2 separate regions of the Homo sapiens genome follow, and region 1 is linked to region 2. Evidence: chromatin loops called from intact Hi-C (ENCODE). Cell type or tissue: GM12878. All regions are shown on one strand. Links, peaks and the distances in the headings refer to the core of each region. The heading gives the core; the rest is flanking DNA.

Evidence for each region. Peaks named below come from ENCODE experiments on the same cell type or tissue, not always from the same donor. Only the 100,000 strongest peaks of a DNase experiment are listed, where the experiment ranks them.
Region 1: a loop joins it to region 2, with 4 times the contacts of the local background. A loop is called at or near these places in 1 of 110 quality-filtered maps.

What each region holds. Positions count from the first base shown.
Region 1 is chr5:89,114,852-89,119,258 of GRCh38, forward strand. The region is part of intron 4 of MEF2C-AS1 (MEF2C antisense RNA 1); the gene reads left to right. Among named protein-coding and RNA genes, the nearest start is that of MEF2C-AS1, 230 kb to the left of the region's middle. In GM12878, for the core only: no CTCF peak of the experiment used is centred there; DNase peaks (open chromatin) are centred at 2,530 and 2,590.
Region 2 is chr5:89,063,529-89,067,935 of GRCh38, forward strand. All of the region lies in intron 3 of MEF2C-AS1 (MEF2C antisense RNA 1), which reads left to right. Among named protein-coding and RNA genes, the nearest start is that of MEF2C-AS1, 180 kb to the left of the region's middle. In GM12878, for the core only: no CTCF peak of the experiment used is centred there; DNase peaks (open chromatin) are centred at 677 and 2,603; H3K27ac peaks cover 923 bases.

The sequences.
Region 1 (4,407 bases), core at 310-4,309, 51 kb after region 2:
TGTATGGATGTGTGTGTGTGTGTGTGTGTGTGTGTGTGTGTATGTATGTAACTGAAAACACTGCCACGCAAATAAAGCTGAAATAGGAAAAATAATAGAGCATAAGCAAATACTTTTCCCAAAATTAACACATTAAATCTGATCAGCAACCACAGTGATGGAAAGAGGCCATTGCTATTCTCGACTAGTAAGGAAAAGAAACCAAACCAAGGAGATAGGGTTTATTGCCAAATATAAAACTAATTTTAAGACAAAATGCTAGTAAAATTATGCCAAACAGTTTTTTAAAAGAAAATTGAATATTGACTAGAATTTTAAGTGGTGTTTTGTTTAATGAAATCTCAGTGTTAATAAGTTTCTTTTTTAAACAAAAACAAAAACAAAACAAAAAACAAACAAAAGACAGCAAGATCTTTTGAGTTTGGTTTCCTACCAGGTTAGCCTTGAGAGACAGGTTGGCCATAGGGGCTTAACTGTTCTAGCCTCCATCTTTGTGATGTAATTGTTTTGAGTCTCTAGGAGAATATGTGAGAAATACAGGAGAGCAGATCTATAAAGTACACTTTGTTCTCTCCAGTGGATCCTTAAGGTTTCATGATTTCACCTCTTCATTATCACTTGTTTGACTTTATCATCAAGATTAATTTGTTCTTCCAAATGGATTATTCAAGTTTATTTTAAAAATCTGTGTATTTTCCTTTTCTGTAGATTCTCCAAAATAGCTATAAGAGAAGGGCCACTAAAAGGCTTCAATTTTGCTGAATTGTTGGCATCTGAGTTATGTGACTTATTTGCACAGGGAAATATGTTGGGTTTTCAGGAGAATTCATGGCTTGTCTTTTTTTTTAACTGCCTAGTAAGACTTGCAATGTGACATTTGACTTTGAAAAAAGATACTGCACTAACAATTTTAAATTGATTAGTATGTACACAGCTACTTCTAATTTTTTGGACAAAAGAAAGGAGTACAATCTTTGGCTTTGAAATCATACTATTTGAAGTGATACATTTAGACTTGATACAAAATACAGAAATGTTTTTAATTCCATACTTCTCTAAACTGCTTGGACCAAAATATATTGTTCTTTTTTTTTTTAATTGATTATCTATAGAGTGAGTGGGGAGAATATGACATTGTGGCTAATTATTCATTAGCTGTCTTATTTTTTCCTGGAAAATTCTATGTATGACAGGAACTAATAATTAAAAAATAAAATTCGAAGTAAATAGAAGAAAAGATTAATTTGTTTTGTGCCACATATGGGCATAGTTGTGGGTTACTGTTGTAGGGACACAGCTCTTGAAAAATGTATTCATTGTTCCTCAATATTTTAATTGGATTATTTATATTTATTTACATAAATAAAAAATTACCCTTTTATAAAAAAATTCATAGCAAAATATGATAATACCATTGTTCAACTTTTGTAAAACAGAATTATGCTATATAACTGTTTCAGTTACAAGTCTAATTTATAAATCTCTCTGAAATATTTATGTTACTTAATGAATAGATCACAGAAAGGTTTCCTAAAACATTTCCCATTGATTTTTAACCTAAGTTACTTCATATTTTATTTTGGGTGGTCTCCAATTACAAATTCATTTGTAAGTTGTTGTTTTGTAAAACAATTTAATCCTGGCATGTAACTTAATTCAGAATTCAATCAGGCTGATTCTATAATATGTTAAAGAGAAAGTACACCGATATGACAAATATGACTTTTACAGAAAAAATTTAGGATCTGTCCTTGGAAGGAACTCTACTGCTTTATAGGTGTAGAAAGTGAGAGCTGACAAGAAATTCCTCTGGATCTTAGGAAAACAAACGAACCATAAAAAGTATTATACTTATAACTATTATGTATCATTCCGACAATTTAGTACAGCATTATAAGAAAGATGACATATCAGCCAATCTCATTTTTAATCCAATTATATTTAAGAAAGCAGAGCACATACATATAGCTGTACAGCAAGCAGTAAAAAGGAGAGAACTGTGTTTCTCTCATGCACACACATATTTGAATGGACATAAACATGGGAATAATAGGCACCATGGGCTACTAGACTGGGGAGGGAGGGTGGGTATGGGTTGAAAAACTACCTATTGTTTACTATATTCATTACTTGGGTGATAGGATCTGGACCCCAAACCTCAGCATGACCCAATATACCAAGCCTGTATATGTACCCTTTTATCTAAAATAAAAGTTGAATTGTTTTTTAAAAGAAAGGAAGAAAAGCCTCATGGTAATTTTAGTTTGCTGATCATAGTTTTAACTATGAGTAGTGGAAGGGTGTGGAGCCTGGGGGTGGATCACATCTTGTGGTTGTCTTTACCACAGTCAGCTCAGGGGGCAGGGACTGGGAGGGCAGGATGGTACATAGACCCTGGAAGCTAGCCAGCCATGGCCATTAATTAACTTGAATGACTACATTTCAGAATTTGTGAGGTACAAAGTACTTTAAGTTTCTGAGAAAATGAAGACTTTAAAATCTTCTACAGTTTTCCAATCTGCTCATTAAGTATTCACATTTATAGGCAGTTCAACCCTATCTGTGAAAGAGAAAAATTTTCTAAATATTGAAAAGTGGCTTGGTGTTAGTGAAACTATAATACACAGTAAAGACCACAGTGTGAATAGTTTAAAGTGACCAAAAAGAGAATCGAAAGAATTGAACCCCTGACCTTAACCAGATTGAGTAGATATTATCTCATAAGAAAGGAAATGAATTTGCAGATGACTTCCCAATATACTGGATTACAGAGTGTCTCACAAATCCCTTACTCAGGTAAAAGAGTGATCGTGGTGACTGACAATAATGTTCCTCATTTGAAGGAAGGTCTCCCTGAGTTGAAAACAAAATCATCTGGCAAAATAGGGTGATAGTCTTATTTTAAGACAACAGAATTCAGTGTGATACTTCTGTTAAAAAAAATTGTAGAATGCACTTAATACCTCAAATTGAATGAATTGCATGGTAATAATTATCTCTCTATGTATTCTAGCCAGTTAGTGAAAATGATTCCTTTATAGACAGGCTAATTGGATTATACATAGAACAATTCAAGATATCTAAAACTATTAGGCTATCGATCAATTGATATGACTCCTGATACTTGAAATAAGTAAAATTGCCAAAGTCAAAGCCAAAGCCATTTTGGCTGCTTCTCCAACTGTGAAAGTCATTAAAATAAAATTATCTCAAGACCCAATTACTTCATGGATGTATTTTAATGGTTATTGTTTTGTTAATCATTTTATTGCAATTAAAAGCTTGCTAAATAGTTCTTTTTAAGTGTCCCAACATTTTTCTTAAACTTGGGTGATTCTGCAATGGAGGTTTTTTGTAGATCAGTGCCTAATCTGTCCACTTTTTATCCTATACATCAATATCATTGTGGAAAAAAAGATTCTATTTTTTCTTGGTTTAGATGGAAAATTTAAATACCAATGTCAGATGACAAAACACTTAATCAATAGGCAGTTTATGTCTTTACAGTGAAAGAAATCCCAGGGCAAAATAAAGGAAAATGGGGGACTATTTTGAAACCTTGAGGGTAATAGCCAGCTAACAATGGTTGGAGTTAAAGCTTGGTCGTGGTAAAACATGCTTCTAGGTGCCATGTTCCAGGAAAGGTGGAGAGATAGTTGGTGTGAGATAGGCAAAGAGGGTGTGAATTTCAAAGACTAGCTTTCTTATGAACAAAAACATCGTAGTTCTCAAACATAGATTTCATCTTTTATTTATTCAATAAACTTTCATTGAACATTTACTACATACCAAGAAATTCATATGTGATACAACCCAAAGGTGATTTAGACAGATATGTGACTTTAAAGAACTCTTCCTCCTGAAAGGAAATAAACAGTCATGTGCAATGCAATAAATATGATAGTAGGAATATGAACAAAGTAGTAATTTATCAAATAGAGCTGTTTTCAGGATGCATACGGCATCGAAAATCCTTAACAAGAAAAATGTATTTTCCCTGATTGAAAAAAGAGTGTCACTATGTATTGGTAGTTATATTTCACAGGGAGTAAGAGTGTGGGAATTTTCAGGGAAGTGGATGGAGTGGGAATTTTCAGGGAAGTGGATGTATTTTAGGCAACATATAAGGTAGAAAAGTGCATTGTACATCTCCAGAGAAGGAAGGGAATGGGGGAAATGGGGAAGATGGGAGGGGAGTCCAGGAAGATGTGAGTCTGAAAGGCTGGGTCACTAAGGGCATTGTTCCTTATTTCTAAGGAGATTCAGATTGGTACTATAGGCAAGTGGAAATCATTGGAGAATTTTAACTTTGAGTGCATGGTCAGAATTTTGTTCTGGGAAAATCATTCCTACGGCAATTAGAAGATGAGTGGAGGCTGGTAACAGGGAATTAGGAGGTTATGACAG
Region 2 (4,407 bases), core at 333-4,332:
CCAAATGTGCTTCTTAAGACACAATTTCTTGACATTTCTTGGAGATAACACAGATTTTTGTAGCTCAATAGCTTTGTAAATGAGAGTTACATGTTAAACTCCTTTACTTATCCTAAGTTTTTTTTAAGTGTCCTTTGCTCTTTGTATTTTTTGGCTCTTATAATTCTTTGCAGATATTTCCATTATTTATTTGCCACATTGTATCACTTTCATCCTTTACTTTTCTATCTTTCACACTGGGACCAATGTACTGTTAAATTTTATAGGCAGACAACCTGGGCAAAAATTTCTGAGATTGTGGAAAAATATATATATTCTGGCTATAAATTATGAAAAACTGCATCAAAATTAATAAATGTTAAAATGCCTATAAAAATAATCTCAAGCAAATATAACTTAACTCGGATGTGGTTATGTGAATTATATTTAATGTGAGATGTGAGTGCATTTTAATGTTTTATATGATGTCAGGAAGATCTGCAAAACTCTAGATCCTGAGAATGTATCAAGTTGGCTCTGTGGTACCACTACACTTTGAGAGCAAGAATTGTGTTTGACTCATTTTTATAATTCTGAAGACCAATAGTAGACACTGATATGTGGTAAGTACTTAAACACTGGCAAAGAAATGCCTGGAAATTGTAAACATTCTGTAAGTATCACATGGCTGTGTAATGGTCCATAGTAAATGAATGTAGCCAGAGAGGCAGTATATCATAGTTGTTGAGAGTGTAACATTGAAGTCCCACAAACCACAGTTGGAGTTTTGGTTTTGTCACTTATTACAAGGGCGATTTAGAGTGAGTCATATATCTCTGTAAGTCTAAATTCTCTCCTCCATTAAATGGAATAATAGTAGTATTTACCTCTTAGGATTTTCATGAGGATTAAATGAGATAATGTATGTTAAACACTTAGAATGGTTCATGGAATGAGGTAAGATTTTAATAAAAGTAGAGTTAATGTTGTCATTATTACTATAAACTAGGTAAAAGGTAGCTTTAACAAAAATTGCTACATCTATAGTATTTAAATTTTCAAATAGCTTTTATTCTTGTTAGCCAAATTTGAGGAGAGTAGAGATAAGAGGTCATAATGAATAACTTTCTCCAAATTCTCAATTCTCACCAGCAACAGATTGTAAAACAAAAAAATGCTGGAATAAGTCAGATTTTGAGGCTCTATGTAAAATTTAAAAAGTGATGGTGATAAAAGCTTTCTTATTCTCAAGATAACATGCATGAAAACAATTTGTGATTCAGGATAGCAATACGGGTATGTCTTTAAGCCAAGTAACTCATTGTGACACATTGTCCTTGCTTTCTAAAGTAGGCCTCATCTCACTTTTAATGTGTGAAAGGGGAGATTATTCAACACAGTGGTAGACACATTTTTGTTCTCAAGAACACTGAGATATCATTAATCTTCTGGCACGCCTGCAAAGGCGGGTTATGTGAATGCTAGTCTTTTGCAAGGCTATAAATAAAGTTTAAAGAGAGAAAGAGGCAGAAAGAAAAGATGTTTTCCTGAAGCTTCTATTGCCACAGTACGGACCACATTAAGGGTGCAATAACTTACCAGTAATAACACTTAAAAAATCCTCTTTTTGGGTTTTCAACATCTGTTTAGAAAAAATCCAGCCTAAAAATAGAATCTGGTCTTGTAATGTAGCTTTCTCAAATTGGGTTATCCTAAACCCTCTCTGCATTGAATGGTCACATATGACAATTTAGGGCCAGATTTGTGGCATAGCAATGGTTTATCATATATATCACATGCTTAGCATCCTGTAAAATGCTGCCATACACATTCATGTATTAGGGTATGTGTGTATGTGTGCACGTGTGTGTATGTGTGTGAAGTAGTTCCTTGTGAATGGGAAAGCTTTAGTGAAAATAATTTTTGCTTCGTTGGCTTCTGAAATGCAAAGCAAAAAATGATACACATTTTTCTTATTTTTTATATTAGGAATTTCATTCTGTTTGATAATAGACTAAATTTCATAATTATCAATGTTTAAAAATACTCTTAGGAATAACGCTTGTATTGCTAAATGCTGTTAGAGCATGCTTATGTATTATTATTACATATAATACAGACTTAATTTTCTCATCAAATTGGAATAACTGGTAGCATTTTTTGGTTCCAGCAAAGGCCTCTCTCCTACGGTCCTTCAGTGAGCAAAACTTCTCCTGACTTCATGAGAAGGTATAAAGCAATTAACACATCACAATTATTGTTTAGGGCTATTTTTATTCAACCCTATAGAGCTAAAAAAACAAAAATAAATACCTTTCTTAAAACACCAATTTCATTGCACTTTAATTATATCTTGCCATACACACTTGGAAGTTTTTTTTTTTCATAATGTTTTGGAATTTGGGACTTCCAAACAGTTTATATATGACAAACTAAAGACACTGCAATTAGAATCTCTTTGTTATTCAGTTTTTAAGGAGTTTGTGTGGCTAATTAAGAGTCAACATTTCTGGCAGTTTTTCAGGTTGAGCAAACCTTTAGATTCAAGACAGTCTGCTGACGTGGCAGTCCTGATCCTCTCATTACACTCATAACTGAACTTCAAGGGAACTCCTGAGTCTGTGGCTCTTTGCTTTGCCCTCTGAATTTGAGAGGCCTCATCTGGGGGCTTGTGATGAGACAGCCATTTCTCTACTGGTCTTTGCATGTGGCTCCACTCTCACACAGCTCACATACGGGGGGTTCATTACATTATGTAACCGATTAGGATGGAATGGGCAGTTTAAATTCCTCATCCAAGAAGCATAGGAGTAGAATTTCCATGCCATGTACGTAAAAAGCTAAAACACAGGCCTGATCTTCTCAACACAGGAGGTAAAATCCTCAGAAGCCAGCATGGCTTTTGGAGATCTAGTCCTGACCATCAAGAGGGACAGTGATGGTAATCAGATATTTTTAATAGAGTTTGAAAACTCATTGAAAATGTGAATTTAGAGAGTACAATGTGGTCCTCATTTACAGAAGAAAACAAAAAGGGAAAATAAAGAGAATAGTAATGAATATTTATGAAGTTTTTATTATACATGGTTAAATACGCAATTACCTGGTCTGTTACTGAAAATATTTTCATGAAGTATATATTACTTTCCTATGGGACACTGAAGGAAATACACTATTGTGGCAGGGTGGGTAACTTGTTTATGATCTCAAAATTACTAGGTGGTAGAGACAGGATTTGAATCCAGGTTGGTCTGATTCTGAAGTTCACATTCTTAACCAGGATCAACAGGATTCACCTACAATCAGATGGTGGTTGAAGCAAGATTTCATTTGCTGGGTTCCTCCCTTCGCCTTCAAGGAAACTTCTCCTCCTTTTTGGTGGTCCCTATTCCCATCTACTGTCCCATTGTTCACAGGTCTTATTTTACCTCATCCTTGTCCACTCCCAATAAAAATGTGAACAGAAAATAATACTAGCTAACGGTATTTCTCTGACACATGACTGTATTTTGGTAAAAATTAATACACAAAGATGTATCTAAGAGGAACAAAATGTACTTCAGACAACACGGCCACTGGAGAATGTTGGAAGACATGTAAGGATTAAGAAACTGTGTCTTCCTAGAGAGGGACTTGGGGTCTGGGGAAACTCAGTGTTTTCTACTCAAATATTTTTACACAGATAAAATCAGTCTAAAATGAACCCGAAGAGCGTATTTGTAGGCAAAAGAACTCATGAACTAAATAGCTTCAGGGGGCCAGGCGCAGTGGCTTACACCTGTAATCCCAGCACTTTGGGAGGCCGAGGTGGGTGGATCGCTTCAGGTCAGGAGTTCGAGATCAGCCTCGCCGACATGGCAAAACCCCTTCTCTACTAAAACTACAAAAATGAGCAGCCATGGTGGTGGGCACCTGTAATCCCAGTTACTCTGGAAGCTGAGGCAGAAGAATCACTTGAACCCAGGAGGTGGAGGTTGCAGTGAGCCGAGATCATGCCACTGCATTCCAGCCTGGGTGACAGAACGAGACTTTGTCATAACTAACTAACTAACTAACTAACTAACTAACTAACTAACTAACCAACTAACTAACTAAATAAATAGCTTAAGGGGAGAAATGTGGTCAGGGTGGGAAAGAATAAACCCTTTGCTTGGTGACACTAGGGTATTTTCTGAGGTTCTGAACTAATTATACAAAATCTTAGATTCTCTTCCTTCATTTCCACGCTATTCTATTCCAGTGGAAGAACTCAGAGTAGCTCACATGGCCTCAGAACACTCGCTTAAGAATGCATTTCTTCTCATTGCCCTTAAATAGAGCTGCTTCCTGCTCAAGAGGCAGAAATCTGCTGGCCCATGGTAAGATAATCGCAAGTCTGCTTGAGATGACTTCTTCCCTATTGGTGATGATACAGAGCTCTTTATTTTA